Linked DNA regions of Homo sapiens: region 1 is linked to region 2. A link is a loop called in an ENCODE intact Hi-C map of the cell type or tissue named here. Cell type or tissue: breast epithelium. All regions are shown on one strand. Links, peaks and the distances in the headings refer to the core of each region. The heading gives the core; the rest is flanking DNA. Region 1 holds the start of KRT13 (keratin 13). Region 2 has its middle 2.7 kb from the start of KRT37.

Region 1 (4,395 bases), core at 114-4,113, 78 kb before region 2:
GAGAACCTCATGCCTGTGCCACCCCACCCAGCCCCTGGCCTGGTATCATCCAGACCTTTGTGGCTGCTGTGGGCCAGAAAGCTGCTCCCAAGATGCCATCCACAGCAACCCTGGCCCCTTGGTGAGTGGGGCCTGGGAGTCTGCATTCAGGGTCCTCCATTGTCAGCCCTGGAATGGAGGACCTTCTATCCTGGCCTCACAGATGCCATCTGAGGTCCTTTTCTCCCAGCCTGAATGGGGAAGCTCCCTCTGGCAGGGTTCTTACATAGTCCCTGAGTTTCTCAGCCACATCTCAGGATCCTAAGCTGAGACCCTGGCCCTGGGTCCTGTGTCACATCCTCTTATGTGGCCTCTTGGCTGGGACAGACCTCATATGACTGGCGTACTAGAAAGGACCCTGCTCACATTATTACAGGGCCGTCTTCCTGGATGTGACTGTGCCCTAAAGCAGTCAGCGTAATGGAGTGATTCAACCCGAGGGCCAGACTGACCCAGGCATCTCAACCTCAACACTATTGATATTTTGGGTCTGATAATTCTTTGCTGTGGGGACAGTCCTGCACCTTATAGGATGTTTAGCAGCATACCTGGTGTTTAGCTATCAGTAGTGCCCCCAAGTTGTGACAACCAAAATGTTCCTAGACATTGTCAAACGTCCCCTGGAGAGCAAAGCAGCCTCTAGCTGAGGACCTCTGAACTTGTCTATGGGGACAGAAGTTGGAAGAGTGGTTACACCAGGGGTGTGGAGTCAGGTAATTGACTGGGAAAAGGTACAAGGACCTTTATGGAATGCTGGGAATGTCCTGGGTGGTGTTTACACAGGTCGTGCATACCCATGCGTGACATCAAGCTGGACACGTGATCTATACATTTTACTGTATGAAAAATGTACCTAAAAAATGCACCTTAGCGTCAGACAGAACCAGACTTGGATTTCAGTCCTGATTCTGCCCTTAAGGTTCATTTTCCTCATGTGTAAATGGGGGCAATAGTAGGACCCTCCTCCTGTGGCTGCTGTGAAGGTTAAATGAGATGATGAGTGTAAAGTAACTTCACCCAGTTCCTGCCTATGGTGAGGGCTCGGAGAATATTCGCTATGATAATGGACAGGGCCACTTCCTCTTTCCATGCCTGAGTTTCCACAGCTGTGTCTGATGGTCCCTAAGATCCCTTAAGGTCTCTGTCACTGTGACTTTTTCTGATGGCCTCGGAGCTATTTCTTTCTCAGTCTAAATACTTTCAAGGCAGGTGATTCTATCGAACCAAGCAAAGTTTGTCATCAGAGTTGCTGGGGCCCCTGGAGTAGATGAAGTGCTAAGAAGGATCCAGGACATCCCAGTCAGAAGTTTTAGGTATAGAAAAAAGGAAGGTCGAGGGCTACGGTGACCTTGCAAAGCACAGAGCCACTCTGCACCCACCACTTTCCTCGCAGAAGCTCCTGGCAGGCCTCCGCATCTCAGGTCCCGTTCTAATACTGGGTGGGGCTCAGAGCCTGCACAGTGAACTCCTTAAGTGGAGGTGAAACAGAATTCACTTGTCAAAAGGGCAGTCTCAGGCAGAATGCTGTCCCCTCTGAATCATTCTTTTTGTTAAGGATTAAAAAAAAAGCCACCCCCAAAAGGCACAACCCACCCTGGAGAGATCAGAGATAACTAAGCTTGTGGGAAACAGAAGTGTAGTTGGCACCAAGTCAGAGGGTGGGGAAGGGAGGAGAGAAGATAACCAGCCCCTATGGAGGTGTATAAAAGGTGTCCACTCTGGGGAAGAGCCACAGTCCTCGGCCCAGGCCAAGCAAGCTTCTATCTGCACCTGCTCTCAATCCTGCTCTCACCATGAGCCTCCGCCTGCAGAGCTCCTCTGCCAGCTATGGAGGTGGTTTCGGGGGTGGCTCTTGCCAGCTGGGAGGAGGCCGTGGTGTCTCTACCTGTTCAACTCGGTTTGTGTCCGGGGGATCAGCTGGGGGCTATGGAGGCGGCGTGAGCTGTGGTTTTGGTGGAGGGGCTGGTAGTGGCTTTGGAGGTGGCTATGGAGGTGGCCTTGGAGGTGGCTATGGAGGTGGCCTTGGAGGTGGCTTTGGTGGGGGTTTTGCTGGTGGCTTTGTTGACTTTGGTGCTTGTGATGGCGGCCTCCTCACTGGCAATGAGAAGATCACCATGCAGAACCTCAACGACCGCCTGGCTTCCTACCTGGAGAAGGTGCGCGCCCTGGAGGAGGCCAACGCTGACCTGGAGGTGAAGATCCGTGACTGGCACCTGAAGCAGAGCCCAGCTAGCCCTGAGCGGGACTACAGCCCCTACTACAAGACCATTGAAGAGCTCCGGGACAAGGTGAGCCCTTGGAAGCTGAGGAGGGGTCCTCCATGAAGGGCAGAGCCTCCAAGGCCAAGAAACACAGTGTTGTGGGGGACTAGGTGTGGACGGAATTCACAAACTTCTTGCAGGGGAAAAGCCTACTGTTTGACTACCAAGAGTCTCTACCTCTGATGGGCTTTCTCATGCCACAACTCCCCAAATGCATTTTCTCTCATTATTCATTTTTATGATTGTTATTACTCAGGTCAGTTTTTTTACTGCTTTCCAGACAGTTATGTTATTCATGACTCGATCTCTATAATCCTAACCTACTGAGTTATCTGGAAACATGACAGGTTTAAAAGCCATTAAGAATGCATGAAATCAACAGAGAAAGAGAGACGTGTTCATTCATTGCCCTGGGAATAATTGTTTACTTTGTAGGGGACCCATTCAAACTGGTATTCTCAACTGGCGATGGCCAAGTTGGGGGAGAGAGAGGCAGAGGCTTAGGCAGTGCCGAGCCTGGGTGCCCTTTGTTGAGCCCTGTCTGTTGTGCTGTGATACCAGCCTGTTGGAGCAGAAATCTACCAGCCTGGGCTGAGTCTCAGCCATGTGGAGCAGGCTTTCACTGCTTTGGAATATAAACGTTTAGACAAGAAATTCAAAGGGATGGGAATATTTGTTGGATTTCCCCTCCACTCAGCTGGGAAGTCAGCTCTAGCAAAGTGATTGTGAGATATGTGGCACCAAGCCGAGTCCCTCCTGACTTTCAGGGGATGGATCTCAAGACAGTGGCCTAGGGAGGGTGCTAGTCTGAGGCTGCCAAGACATGACGAACCAAAGATGTTCTCAGCAGGTCGTTCCTCAGAAATGCACTCCCTGCATCTCCCCCAGGGTGCTCAGACATGGAATATTAAAGTGTTAGAAACGATTGGAGGGGATGCAGCCCCACTCCTCACTTTACAGAAGAGCAATGGAGGCCCAGAGGGAAATGCCTTGTCCCAGCTCACAGGACAGTTTAGAGGTAGAGCCCCATGGGAACCAGGTCCTGCCCATGTTTTCCCAGGCCACCTCCTCAAGCACGTGGACCCCCCAGAGCAAGCTTGTCTAACCTGTGGCCGGTGGGCTGCATGTGGCCCAGGACAGCTTTGATTGAGGCCTAACACAAATTTGTAAGCTTTCTTAAAACATTGAGTTTTTTTTTATTTTTTATTTTTGCCAATTTCTTTTTAGCCCATCAGCTATCGTTAGTGTTAGCGTATTTGATGTGTTGCCCAAGACAATTCTTCTTCCAATGTGGCCCAGGGAAGCCAACAGACTGGACACCCATGCCCTAGAGGTTACCTTCTTCTGCATTTTGTAGATCCTGACCGCCACCATTGAAAACAACCGGGTCATCCTGGAGATTGACAATGCCAGGCTGGCTGCGGACGACTTCAGGCTCAAGTGAGTTTTTTTTTTCCCCCTCCCTCTCCTTTCCCAGGAGTCTCTTAGTTTAGACAAAAGCTCATCTGACCAATGACACTGGAGCATCCCAGGAGTGAAGGTCTGGAAGTACTGGAGTCTCGTGCAGGGGTAGGGAGAATGTCTCATATCATTTATGTCTTGCTTTTTCAAAAAACATTTCATTTTTTTACTATTTTAGGTATGAGAATGAGCTGGCCCTGCGCCAGAGCGTGGAGGCCGACATCAACGGCCTGCGCCGGGTGCTGGATGAGCTCACTCTGTCTAAGACTGACCTGGAGATGCAGATCGAGAGCCTGAATGAAGAGCTAGCCTACATGAAGAAGAACCATGAAGAGGTGAGCGGGAATTGCAGGCTGCCCTGGGCTCAACAACCTCCAGTGAGAAGGAGGAGCCCTCCCCTGCAACTGGACACAGTCCTCCACTGTGGGACCTGGAAACACTCTCCAGAACACTCTGCCAGCACTCAGAGCCAAGGAGAGGGAGGATGAGTAGCCTCACACATCTTCCTTTCCCATCCCCACAGGAGATGAAGGAATTTAGCAACCAGGTGGTCGGCCAGGTCAACGTGGAGATGGATGCCACCCCAGGCATTGACCTGACCCGCGTGCTGGCAGAGATGAGGGAGCAGTACGAG
Region 2 (4,395 bases), core at 123-4,122:
AATACAAAAATTAGCTGGGTGTGGTGGCGGGTGCCTGTAATCCCAGCTACTAAGGAGGCTGAGGCAGGAGAATCGTTTGAACCCGGGAGGTGGAGGTCGTAGTGAGCCGAGATCATGCCATTGCATTGCATTGCACTGCAGCCTGGGTAATAGGGCGAGACTCTGTCTCAAAAAAAAAAAAAAAAGGGAGGAAGAGGAGGCTCATCTGATCATCTGCAATGTCAAGGATGGGCTCCTTCCCACCTACACAGCTGAGTACATCCCAGACACCTGCCTCATGCCTTCCACCTACTGCCTGTTCCTTTGAGACCAAAGAAAATCAGAAGAGCCCTCTGCTGTACGAAGGACTAGGCAGTGTCTATGTCATTATGCAAAATGGACCATGCAGAGCCCAAGCCAGAGACACATATCAAGCTTTGGAGAGGTGTGTCAGGACGCAAAGGATGCAAAGCTTCAGCTGTGATGCTTAAGAATTAACAAGTGTCATATGTTCTGAGACAGAAGGAACCATGATTTTAGCCAATGGGATAAAATCCTGCCAGAGGATAGGGTCAAGAGAGGGTTCCTATTTAGCAAATCAAAGGGAAGAATTTTAATGCTTCAATTCTCTGGATTATAGTGATGCTATGTGTTGAGGCGGAAGATAGGAACAAAGGGGTCTTTGAAGATGGAAAATGCAGATTGCACCCAGAGGCCTCTGAGGGATGGCCTGGCAGGGAGAGGCCCTCTAAGGATTGCCCCAGTAAAGAATGAGTCATAGCTGACCTCAGGGCCGCTGGAGCCACAGCTGACCCACAGTGGGTTTTCCTCTTGGGAAGAATTCCAGACCCCTTATTTCTCCTTGAGAGAATTCCAAGAGCCCAGGTTTCATCAACACCATCATCCCCTGACTCCCTTGTGGTTTTCACGGGGATGCATGTTCAACTTTTTCTCAGAGCAAAGATGTATTTATGCTGTTTAAAAATATATGCACACAGTTTTATGTATAATGTGGCATCATAACTTGTAGGGCATTTACTCTTATTTTATACATTCAGATATGTTTGGTTTTTTTTTTGAAACACTTCTTAAGGCTACACAACAGGACAGAGAAAAATAAACAGGAACATATTCAACAATTATAAAACATGATATGATAAAGAATATAAAGTACTAGTTTCCTTTCAATACTTCAAAAGATACATATATAAACTTTAAAAAAATGCTCAACATCACTAATGATCAGGGAAATGCAAATCGAAATCACAATGCGATACGACCTTGCTCCTGCAAGAATGGCCATAATCAAAAAAATAAAAAAACAATAGATGTTGGAGTGGATGTGGTGATCAGGGGACACTTCTACATGGCTGGTGGGAACGTAAACTAGTACAGCCACTATGGAAAACAGTGTGGAGATTCCTTAAAGAACTAAAAGTAGAACTATCATTTGATCCAACAATCCCACTACTGGGTATCTACTCAGAGGAAAAGAAGTCATTATGCTAAAAAGATACTTGCACACACACATTTGTAGCAGCACAATTCACAATTGCAAAATCACAGAACCAACCCAAATGCCCATCCATCAGTGAGTGGATAAAGACACTGTGGGCTGGGCACAGTGGCTCACACCTGTAATCCCAGCACTTTGGGAGGCCAAGGCGGGTGGATCACCTGAGGTCAGGAGTTCAAGACCAGCCTGGCCAACATGGCGAAACACCTTCTTTACTAAAAATACAAAAATTAGCTGGGCATGGTGGTGGCACCTGTAATCCCAGCTACTCGGGAAGCTGAGGCAGGAGAATCTCTTGAACCTGGGAGGTGGAGGTTGCAGTGAGCCGAGATGGTGCCACTGCACTCCAGCCTGGGTTACAAGAGTGAAGCTCTATCTCAAAAAAAAAAAAAAAGAAACTGTGGTACATATATATGATGAAATACTACTCAGCCATAAAAAGGATGAATTAATGGCACTTGTAGTGACCTGGATGAGATTGGAGACTATTATTCTAAGTGAAGTAACTCAGGAATGGAAAACCAAACATCATATATTGTCACTGATATGTGGGAGCTAAGCTATGAGGATGCAAAGGCATAAGAATGATACAATGGACTTTGAGGACTTCGGGGGAAGGGAGCGGGTGAGGGATAAAAGACTACAAATAGGATGCAGTGTATACTGCTTGGCTGATGGGTGCACCAAAATCTCACAAATCACCACCAAAGAACTTACTCACGTAACCCACCTGTGCCCCAATACTTATGGAAAAAAACCCCACCACTTATGGAAAAAATACCACCTGTACCCCAATAACTTACGGAAAAAAACCTAAACTTTTTTTTTATAAGTAACATCACAGATGCTCACATCTTCACATGCTTTTAAGTATTATTTGTACTCAGTGTAAGGCTATTATCATTTTTCATACATAAAGTTTTTTTTAGCTGTGTAACAATGCAATTTGTAATCCATTCAAGTAAATTCAGCCCCAAAGTTGTTGCTTCCCAGCATTAAGTCCTGCGCCCACCCCTCTTCTAAGATTTTCTAAAACTTGTATTTCAGAGGAAAAAAGTGTAGCTGAAGGGAATGCATATTTGATGCATATTTGGCTACACGATTTCTGTTTACTGTATTTTGCTTCCTATTTTATGTCTAAATCCTATTATTTTCATTTAAAATCTTAATAATGGCTCATTTCCAGTATGTCAATTTCAAAGACTTAAGGTTTTGCTACTAGTATCAGCCATTTACTTTCCCACTAATTGGGATTTTTTTTTTTTTAAAGAGTTTATTTATACTCTTTTAGAGCTTGTCCCATGGTCCTTCTGGTTTCCCTCTACCACTTGGGAGGGATGACTCCTGGCCACACCCCCATTGGTTGACTTGTTTTCCAGCTCTACTGGAAATCTCTGGGATTTGGGATATACAGTCAGAATGTTTCTGTCAACGACAGACCACATATACGGGCGGTGGTCCCACAAGATTATAATGATGCTGAAAATTCCTATTCTCTAGTGATGTGGAAGTGGTTATAATGTCGTAGTGCAATGCATTACCTTTTCTATGTTTAGATACACAAATATTATCGTGTTAATAATAGTTGCCTATGATACTCAGTACAGCAACATGCTGTACAGGTTTGTAGCCAGGTGCTATAGGCTGTGCTATACAGTCTAGGTGTGTAGTAGGCTCTACCATCTAGGTTTGTGTGAGTTCCCCCTATAATGTTTCCACAGTGAAGAAATCTCTTAACGACGCATTTCTCAGGACGCACCCTGTCTTAAATGATGCATATGTTACAAACTAGCGTAACTTTTTTTTTCTTTTTTGAGACAAAGTGTCAATCTTGTTGCTCAGGCTGGAGTGCAATGGCGCAATCTTGGCTCACGGAAACCTCCGCCTCCCGGGTTCAAGCAATTCTCCTCCTCAGCCTCCTGAGTAGCTGGGATTACAGGCATGTACCACCATGCCCGGCTAATTTTATATTTTTAGTAGAGACCGGTTTTCTCCATGTTGTTCATGCTGGTCTCGAACTCCTGACCTCAGGTGATCCGCCTGCCTTGGCCTCCCAAAGTACAGGGATTACAGGCGTGAGCCACCGCGCCCGGCCTAGTTTAACTTTTTAAAGTGCATTTTCTTGTTGTCACTGCCATAGTATTTAAATCTTTTCCTTTGCTGGAACACAAAGACCTTCAGTAATTTTCTTTTCACCACAATTTCTCATCCAGTAACTAAGCCCCTTCTTGCCCTCTCCTTAGGCCCAGCACTGACGGGGCAATGACACCGTTGTTCTCACCGGGGGCCATGATGAAGTGAAAAGAGAATGGGCCTAGCAGACATGAGACTGAATCGAGCCTTTGCCAGTTCACTAACTGTCAATCAGAAAATGTGCAAATGTACTTCACTCTAGTTTTCTCATCTGTACATTGAGGCAATGAGTAACCACCTCATAGGTGGTAAGGGTTAGATAGGAAAGAACACAGTAGAATGCCTAGCACACCTAAGTACTCAATCAATGTTAGTTCTGGACCTTTCATTTGAATACTGCTTGAGCTCTGTGCCCAATCTCCCTTTCCTGGATCAAATAAGATTTTTCTTTGTTAGTGATTTCTTTCTAGATACTTCCTTGGCCAGAACTATAGATCCTCTGTCTTTCACTAACTCTTGTTGATCTATGGTTCTCATTCAAGTTTGTGTAGAACATCCAGAGATTTCAGAGGCATTGTTTACTCCTGATGAACAGGGAACATTGCGTGTCCAGGAACCAGCACACTGCCTGAGTTATGGGGGATATTCAGGAAGCATGCTGAACCAATGAATGAATGAACAAATGAATGAATAGCTGATTCTGACTAGTCAACCAAAACTTAATTAGCGCCATTGCTTCCAGATGTTATTGCTTCTCAAGGGAGTAT

Evidence for each region. A loop is a pair of places that touch in the nucleus more often than their neighbours do. Peaks named below come from ENCODE experiments on the same cell type or tissue, not always from the same donor. Only the 100,000 strongest peaks of a DNase experiment are listed, where the experiment ranks them.
Region 1: it touches region 2 in a loop (16-fold over the local background); 5 of 110 quality-filtered maps call a loop at or near these places.

What each region holds. Positions count from the first base shown.
Region 1 is chr17:41,502,988-41,507,382 of GRCh38, reverse strand. KRT13 (keratin 13) reads left to right here and starts at 1,771. Exons shown (of 8, transcript NM_153490.3): 1 at 1,771-2,327; 2 at 3,658-3,740; 3 at 3,940-4,096; 4 at 4,285-4,395. The coding sequence starts at 1,833. In breast epithelium, for the core only: no CTCF peak of the experiment used is centred there; no DNase peak of the experiment used is centred there.
Region 2 is chr17:41,425,097-41,429,491 of GRCh38, reverse strand. No RefSeq gene overlaps it. Among named protein-coding and RNA genes, the nearest start is that of KRT37, 2.7 kb to the right of the region's middle. In breast epithelium, for the core only: no CTCF peak of the experiment used is centred there; no DNase peak of the experiment used is centred there.